2 separate regions of the Mus musculus genome follow, and region 1 is linked to region 2. The links are chromatin contacts, found by POLR2A ChIA-PET in ENCODE. All regions are on one chromosome and are shown on one strand. The core of a region is the stretch at or near the end of the contact, and the rest is flanking DNA. Distances in the headings are between cores, read along the strand shown.

Region 1 (3,389 bases), core at 520-3,019, 68 kb after region 2:
ACATCAAGTCTCCAAGTACCATGCATGTCTAAAAGTTTATCTAAGGGAAATAATAACTCAGAAAAGGGCCTGCATGGGCTCACAATCTGCCCCCCATCCTGCTTCTAACAGTGACACTTCACTCAGTAGTGAAGAATTTGTACGGAAGGGACAGTCACTCACTCCTGACTAAAGTAGCACATTGCACCCTGTGGCTTTATGATAGTGTTTATCACTTCTGAAGAATGGATCTTTTCAGGATCACTGGTGTGGTGTGCTCAGATTAAGACATAAACAGTTGGGGACATCCACATTACCAGCCACAGGATCTCCATCTTGTGGACAGGTCCTTCATGTTGTTCTGTCTCTCCATCTTCTGCACTGGAAATGAATCACTTTAATATAAAAGCCTTCCTATCTCTTCACTTAATGGGCCTTCTTTTGCTATTTAAAATTCTCTCGGTGTGCTTTCAAATGTGCTCTGCAACCAGGGATACTTGTAGTACAGTCCCATAATTGCGGTACTGAGAGGATGAGGCAGGAGGGTCACAAGTTTAAGGCCAGACTGGGCTACCCTGTAAAGATCCTGTCTTAAAAGAAAAAAGAAAAAGAAAAAAAAGCACAAAAAATTATTTTCCAGTTTTTTTTAATAGAGTACATTCATCCCATGAGCGGGCGACTAGACAAACACTGAACAAGGGCCCCCCCACCCCCACCCCCAGTCTGCAGTTTTACTTTTTGTTTTATTTTGCATTTCAAGGGTTCAAAACATCAATGCTGCAAAGAGCCTGTTTCATGCCTGAAAAGTACCGGTTGGAGAAAAACCGCTGGCAGGCTAAAATAAAGTTGAGGCTTGGGACCTGGCTGAGTCGCCCATTCCACGGCACAAAATAAGACGTTTGGGGAGGCAAAATCAGTACACGCCGACAGATGACAGGGTGCCTGCACCTGTCATTGGGTATCGCTTCCTTTCCGGCGCCTGCTGCAGTCACAGCCCGCCCGCGATCCCCCCGCCCCGGTGCCCATCACTGTCCCCACCCTACCTGTGCGTCCAGCCCGGCGAAGCCCGCCACCTGCGCGCCCGGTGCCAACCCGGGCTGACTCCAGGACGGGATGCCCCCGGCCCCCGATGGGGTTCAGTTCTGGGGCTGCCACTGGAGTTTATGCAGAGCCTCAGCCCACGCCCACGGAAGATGCAGCCCGCGCCCGCCTCGGGGCCGAGCAGCTTTAGGCAGAGCGGTCCAGAGTCAAGGGCGAGAGCCGCGAGCCCTCCCACAGCCCTCCTAAGGGTTTAGATTTGGGACACACACACGGGTGGGCGGGGAGAGAGCCGGACGTGACGCACCGGAAGCTGTTACGGGGGGGGGGGGAAGGACACACTCCACACAGGCACACAATGGCACCTTCCAGAACGTTCCACCGCGGCCCACCACGGGGAGCCAGGACACCCTCACGGCGCGTTCGCACCTTCCGTAGCGGCCCACCGCAAACCACGGGGCGGGCGACGATGCGGGGCCACAGCACCGCCTTGCGGCCTCCTGTGGGCGCCTCCGGAGCGTCCCACCTCTGCGGGGTCCGCCATGCTGGGCCAGCGTGCAGGTGTCGCTCCTCTGGCCTGTGGTACATTCCGGAACGTTCCACCGAGACCAAGGTGAAGGAGCCAATCCTCTGAGGCCGCGAAGGTGCCGCCCTCTAGGTCAGACCCAGGGGCTTGATTTCAAGGATCCTAAAATCTGACCAGAAAGTCACAAGACGAGAAGCGCTCAGTGGCGAACGTGCGAGGAACCCCCGTGCTCTCCGAGTCTTGGACGCTGCCGGGATGGGGGCGGGGTCAGCACCATGGGGGCGGGGCCAGCAGCATAGCGACGGGGCGCTCATTGGTCGAGCCTCAGAGGCCCCGCCTTCCTGCAGGACGCTTGCTCTGTCGCCTGATCTCCCCAAGTAGCCGCCGGCTGTGAGATGCTTCCTGGCCCCTTTTATCCCTGAAGGTCATTTTGTGGAGAGGTTTGAGGTTGTGCCTTGCCTCAGCTCTGCTTTTGGTGAAACCTTCCTTTGTTTTTTTCTTGGTTGTTTGAAAACTAGTAAGGTTTCTCCTTCAGATCTCGCACAGTGAGTTGGAGCTTCTTAAACCTTTTCCACTAGAAAACCCTTTCCATATGCAAATCAAACGTTTACTGATAATCAACCTTAAGTCTATCTTAAAACAATTCTTTGCCCGGTGCCGGAGACCAGCCTGGTCCACTTAGTGAGTTCCTGGACAACCAGGTCTATGTAGAGAGACCCTGTCTCAGCAAACAAAAAACAAGTCTTTAGAACACAATGGCACAGTGCAGTTTTACCACTTAAAAGCAAAGGCAAACTGGCTTACGAATGAGAAGATGTGCTTTTTAAATTTTCGCACAGATCATTAAATCTTGACTGAATATCCCATACCACTGGACATAGAGTATCTTCAGCATTTTTCAGAGTTGATGTTTTGATTTTATCAAAACCAAAGTGTGTTTGATTTTGTTGAATTGACGTATGTTTTAGAACCGTATCAGTTGGAAATTCTGTCCTAACCACAAGCCAAGTTTTAACGATTTTTAAAAATGAAACTCAACTCAGAAACTTACGCAAGAATTTTGTTGTTGTTGGGTTCTTTCCTTTGTTTGTTTTTGTCTTTTAAGATAGTGTCTCACTGAGCCGGCATGGTGGCACACACCTTTAATCCCAGCACTCAGGAGGCAGAGGCAGGGGAATTTCTGAGTTCGAGGCCAGCCTGGTCTACAAAGTGAGTTCTAGGACAGCCAGAGCTACACAGAGAAACCCTGTCTCGAAAAAAAAAAAAAAAAAAAAAAAGATAGTGTCTCACTATGTACCCCTGTCTGGCCTGGAACTCACTGTGTACATCAGGCTAGTCTTGAACTCACAGAAATAGACATCTCTGCCTCTCACACTCTGGAATTATGCGCACCTATGTAAGCATTTTTTAATTGAGTTGTTTTATTTGGTCATTGTTGTTTTGTATTTGTTTTGTTTTGAGACAGGGCTGGTGTATCCCTGGCTGGCTTCGGATTTGATGTACAGCCAGGGCTGACCCTGACCTTGCTCTTACCCCACAGTGCTCAGATGACAAGCATGTGTTACTATGCCTGGTTCAACTAGTAATTTTTTTAAATTTAATTATTTATTATGTGTAAGTACACTGTAGCTGTCTTCAGACACCCCAGAAGAGGGCATCAGATCTCATTTTGGATGGGTGTGAACTACCATGTGGTTGCTGGGATTTGAACTCGGTACCTTCAGAATAGCAGTCAGTGCTCTTAACCACTGAGTCATCTCTCCAGCCCTCAACTAGTAATTTTTAAAGTGATCCTGACAATACAATCCTAAAACCTACTAATAAGCAGTAGGAAAATATCAAGAGT
Region 2 (3,476 bases), core at 554-3,053:
TGTGAGTTCTAGGCTAGCCTAGGCTACCTGAGAATTTCAGGCTAGCCAGGGCCATTTAGTGAGACCCCATCACAAAAACCAACTAATCTACTAACCAACCACCCACTCAAACAAACTAGAAACCTGGGAACACATTCTAGGCTGGAGCTAGAAGAGGTGACTTAGTCCCTAAACCCCAGCACTTGAAAGGCTAAGATTGTAGGACTACAGAGCTACAGTGTTGGAGGTCAACCTGGGCAAAAGTAAGATGCTGTCTCAAAATAAAAATAGCCTGTAAAATGACTTAGCAGGCAAAGACGCTTGCATGAGCCTCTGACTGCACATGTAGGTTATTGTTGTATACCGGCCCGCGGCCCACTTGGGCCTACACCTGGGAGGCAGGCTGGGGCTGAAAGAGACTAGACTTCGAGAGAAATTAATGGAGACCAAGACATGATTCTGTTCAAGGCCCGCCAGTTTACTAAGAGAGTGTGCTCATAACAGGGAAGGCCCATCCCCTGCCAGTCCATTTCTGGTGTCTGGAGCCAGCCTGTAGGCGACTTGCAGGATAGGGTGTTCTTCAGGTATATCTCAGCGGCCTCTCAGCAGGTAGCAGTGTCTTGGAGGAGCAGTGGCAGGTGGCAGAACAATAGAGCCATCTAGGCAGGAAGGCTCCACCCCAGGTAATCTCCCTAGTGGCCTCAAGGTCAAGGTCTGGATCAGCTTGTTTCAGGCTGGGGGAGGTTACAGCTTATGGCACTGGTGTCCCCTCCCTCAACAAAAATAAATAAATGTAAAGAAAAGAACAAAGAACAATTACGATTGTGCCGGAATAGACTGGGTTCATATGTGGTAGTGTGCAGCAGTGGAATACACCTAGACAGCAAGCTGGTGAGGGGACAGTTACAATACATATGGAGGTAACTTGCACATGGGGGCAAAGCTTGTGGGGAGAGTTGCTGGAGAACTATGTTGTTGTGGTCTGAGGAACTTCATAGAACTGTCTAATACATGTAAATCAAGGCAGTATACTGTTTATAAACACAAAGGCCAGGATGACTGCTTGTTAACTTTATGCCTGTAGGACTAAAATCAGTAGCTGGGTAGGGGGTTGCTCAGTAGGTCTGAGTTGATTCCCACCCCGCTCCAGATAGAGGATAGGAAAACAAAAGAAAAAAGATGGGCGCAACTCTGATTATAAAATAAATTAAGTCGTGCAGGGTGTGGTAGTGCATGCTTTAATTTCCAGCACTCTCGAGGCAGAAGCAGGTGGGGCTCCATGAGCTCGGGGTCAGCAGGATCAACATAGTGAGGCCCAGGCTATGTTGCAATATGTTGCTACACGTTGCTACATAGTGAAACCTTATTTCAAAAAGAAAAAAAAAAGCCAAAAGAATTACTTTGGATGCGTTTTCGCTACATCTCTGGAAACCCCACCCATTTCAGGCAAGACGTCACCCGAAACTTCTGTCTCCAAGGCAACAGAGAGCGTCCTGGGAACTAGTACTGCGCAGGAGACCTGTGCAGGGCTGGCTCCGCCCACACGCACTTCCGGGTGCGACTTTGCGCCCATCCCCTTTCAACGCTCCCTCTCTGTTCCAAGAATGCCGAGACGCAGGCATTTCCAGTTTCTTCTTTAGAGAAACAGAGCTCCCGCTGACCATGCATAACGCGTCCGTCGGTCCCTTTGCTACCAGACCAGACGTGTACGTCATGCTCGGGGTGCCTTGGTAGCTATAAGCCCCGCCCCCTGACCCTAAGCATAGTGCGTCACGCGCAGAGCCTCCTGGGAGTCGTCTGTCCCGCCCCCGGGCTGGCTCTGCAAACTACAGCTCCCGGCAATCTGTGCGGCGCCCCGCGACTGTAGTCGGGGAGCCGTGGTGGGGCTCCCTGGTGGGCTAGCGCAAGAGAGGCGGCCTTGCTAAACACTGTTAGGGGGCGGAGGACGGCGGGCTGCAGCTGGCGTCTCGGTGGCGAGCCGAGGCTCCACTGTCAGCCTCTGCGCTGCTCAGGGGCGGGTATTCCTGGGCCGAACGAGCGCGGAAACTCTTGGCAAGTGGGGGGCCGGGCCGGGCGTCCTCCCAGCGACGGGGGCGGTGGCACGGGGCCTAGGGGTCCTGATCGTCCTGACGGGGCTGCGGTTTTGTTGGCTGACCTCGGCCCTTCAGCGCGACGGGCTTTTGGTGCTTCTCCCCCTGGACCCAGCTCGTGCCCGTTGCGCGTTCTCGGTGCGTGGGGGTGATGCAGCGTGTCCCAGCCACCAGACCCATGGGAGCTTTTTAAGGCGACCAGCGGCCTCTGTCCCTTCTCAGATGTTAACTGCGTCTCAGCACCCCTGGCCATAGGTTTGGATCTCCTGGGGCTTTCAGAGAGGAAGGTCAGCACGGCGGAGGCCAGTCCCAAGTCTCCAAGCATCAGGGCTCCTGCCCGATTCTCAAGGCGGGTGGGGGACACTGGACCTCCAGACAGGTGAGCGCTTGACAGTTCGGGTTTGGTTTGTTTCTCTTGAGGATGCCGTCTGATGTGTCAGGGTTTGTGTTTCTGTTTAAATGTGCTTGAGTGGACTGGGCAGTGAGAAATCGTCCTTTCTGCCTCCTTTGGGTTCAGAACCAATAAGAAAAGCAGAGATGCCAGGAAGGCTCTTAAGGAGCTAGTGGGCTTGGGGACAGAGCAAGATTGGCTGCTTATAGAATGTCTCCTGGCTATATATTCCACTGTGGCCTGTTGCTTCTGATGCAACAAGTATCTGAATGTCATTATCCCACCCAAGGTCAGCCCTAGGCAGGGTGGTGAACCCCAAGCTACAGTGTACCTAGAGTTCCCCAGAGATTAGTAGCCATGATACCCCTGAACCTTAATGATGTCCCCCAGCAGATGTCTTGGTGCAGGGTAGATCTGGTTTCCTGGCCTCTGTGTCTTCAGTTGACATTCTTGTTTGATTCTACTAGCATCTAGGACATCCACCTGCCTAGTAGGGGCCTCTGATGAACCAGTTTTGTTAGACATTTTTCAATTCAACAGTATCTCCGACACCACCAGAGGTATAGGGAGATATACTCGAGTCCTGAATCCTCTCTATGTCATGTAGTTTTATTCATTTGAATAAAGGCAATCTGCTAACTTTTATACTATAACATGACTTAATTTTTTTTTAAAGATTCATTTATTTATTATATGTAAGTACACTGTAGCTGTCTTCAGACAATCCAGAAGAGGGAGTCAGATCTTGTTATGGATGGTTGTGAGCCACCATGTGGTTGCTGGGATTTGAACTCTGAACCTTCGGAAGAGCAGTCGGGTGCTCTTACCCACTGAGCCATCTCACCAGCCCATGACTTAATTTTTGTGGCTGATTGGAGATTCCCAATAAAATATTCATATAATAAGGGGCAGCATCCCCCTACATTGTCCTGATAATTCTGACCTATTAAATGTCCTGGCATGGTGTCCCACAAATGCTTTTTTTACCCCCAAAGATTTATTTATTAATTATATGT

What was found. ChIA-PET counts read pairs that join two places held with the same protein, here RNA polymerase II (POLR2A).
Region 1: POLR2A ChIA-PET joins it to region 2 with 10 read pairs in embryonic stem cell. The contact joins the promoter of Slc35e2 here to the promoter of Mib2 in region 2. POLR2A ChIA-PET finds 5 or more read pairs at or near these places in 4 of 5 experiments (Patski and embryonic stem cell).

Annotation. Positions count from the first base shown.
Region 1 is chr4:155,599,796-155,603,184 of GRCm38, reverse strand. Slc35e2 (solute carrier family 35, member E2) reads right to left here and starts at 1,769. Exons shown (of 9, transcript NM_177186.4): 1 at 1,447-1,769.
Region 2 is chr4:155,667,546-155,671,021 of GRCm38, reverse strand. It overlaps Mib2 (mindbomb E3 ubiquitin protein ligase 2), which reads left to right and starts at 1,803. Exons shown (of 20, transcript NM_001369164.1): 1 at 1,803-2,448.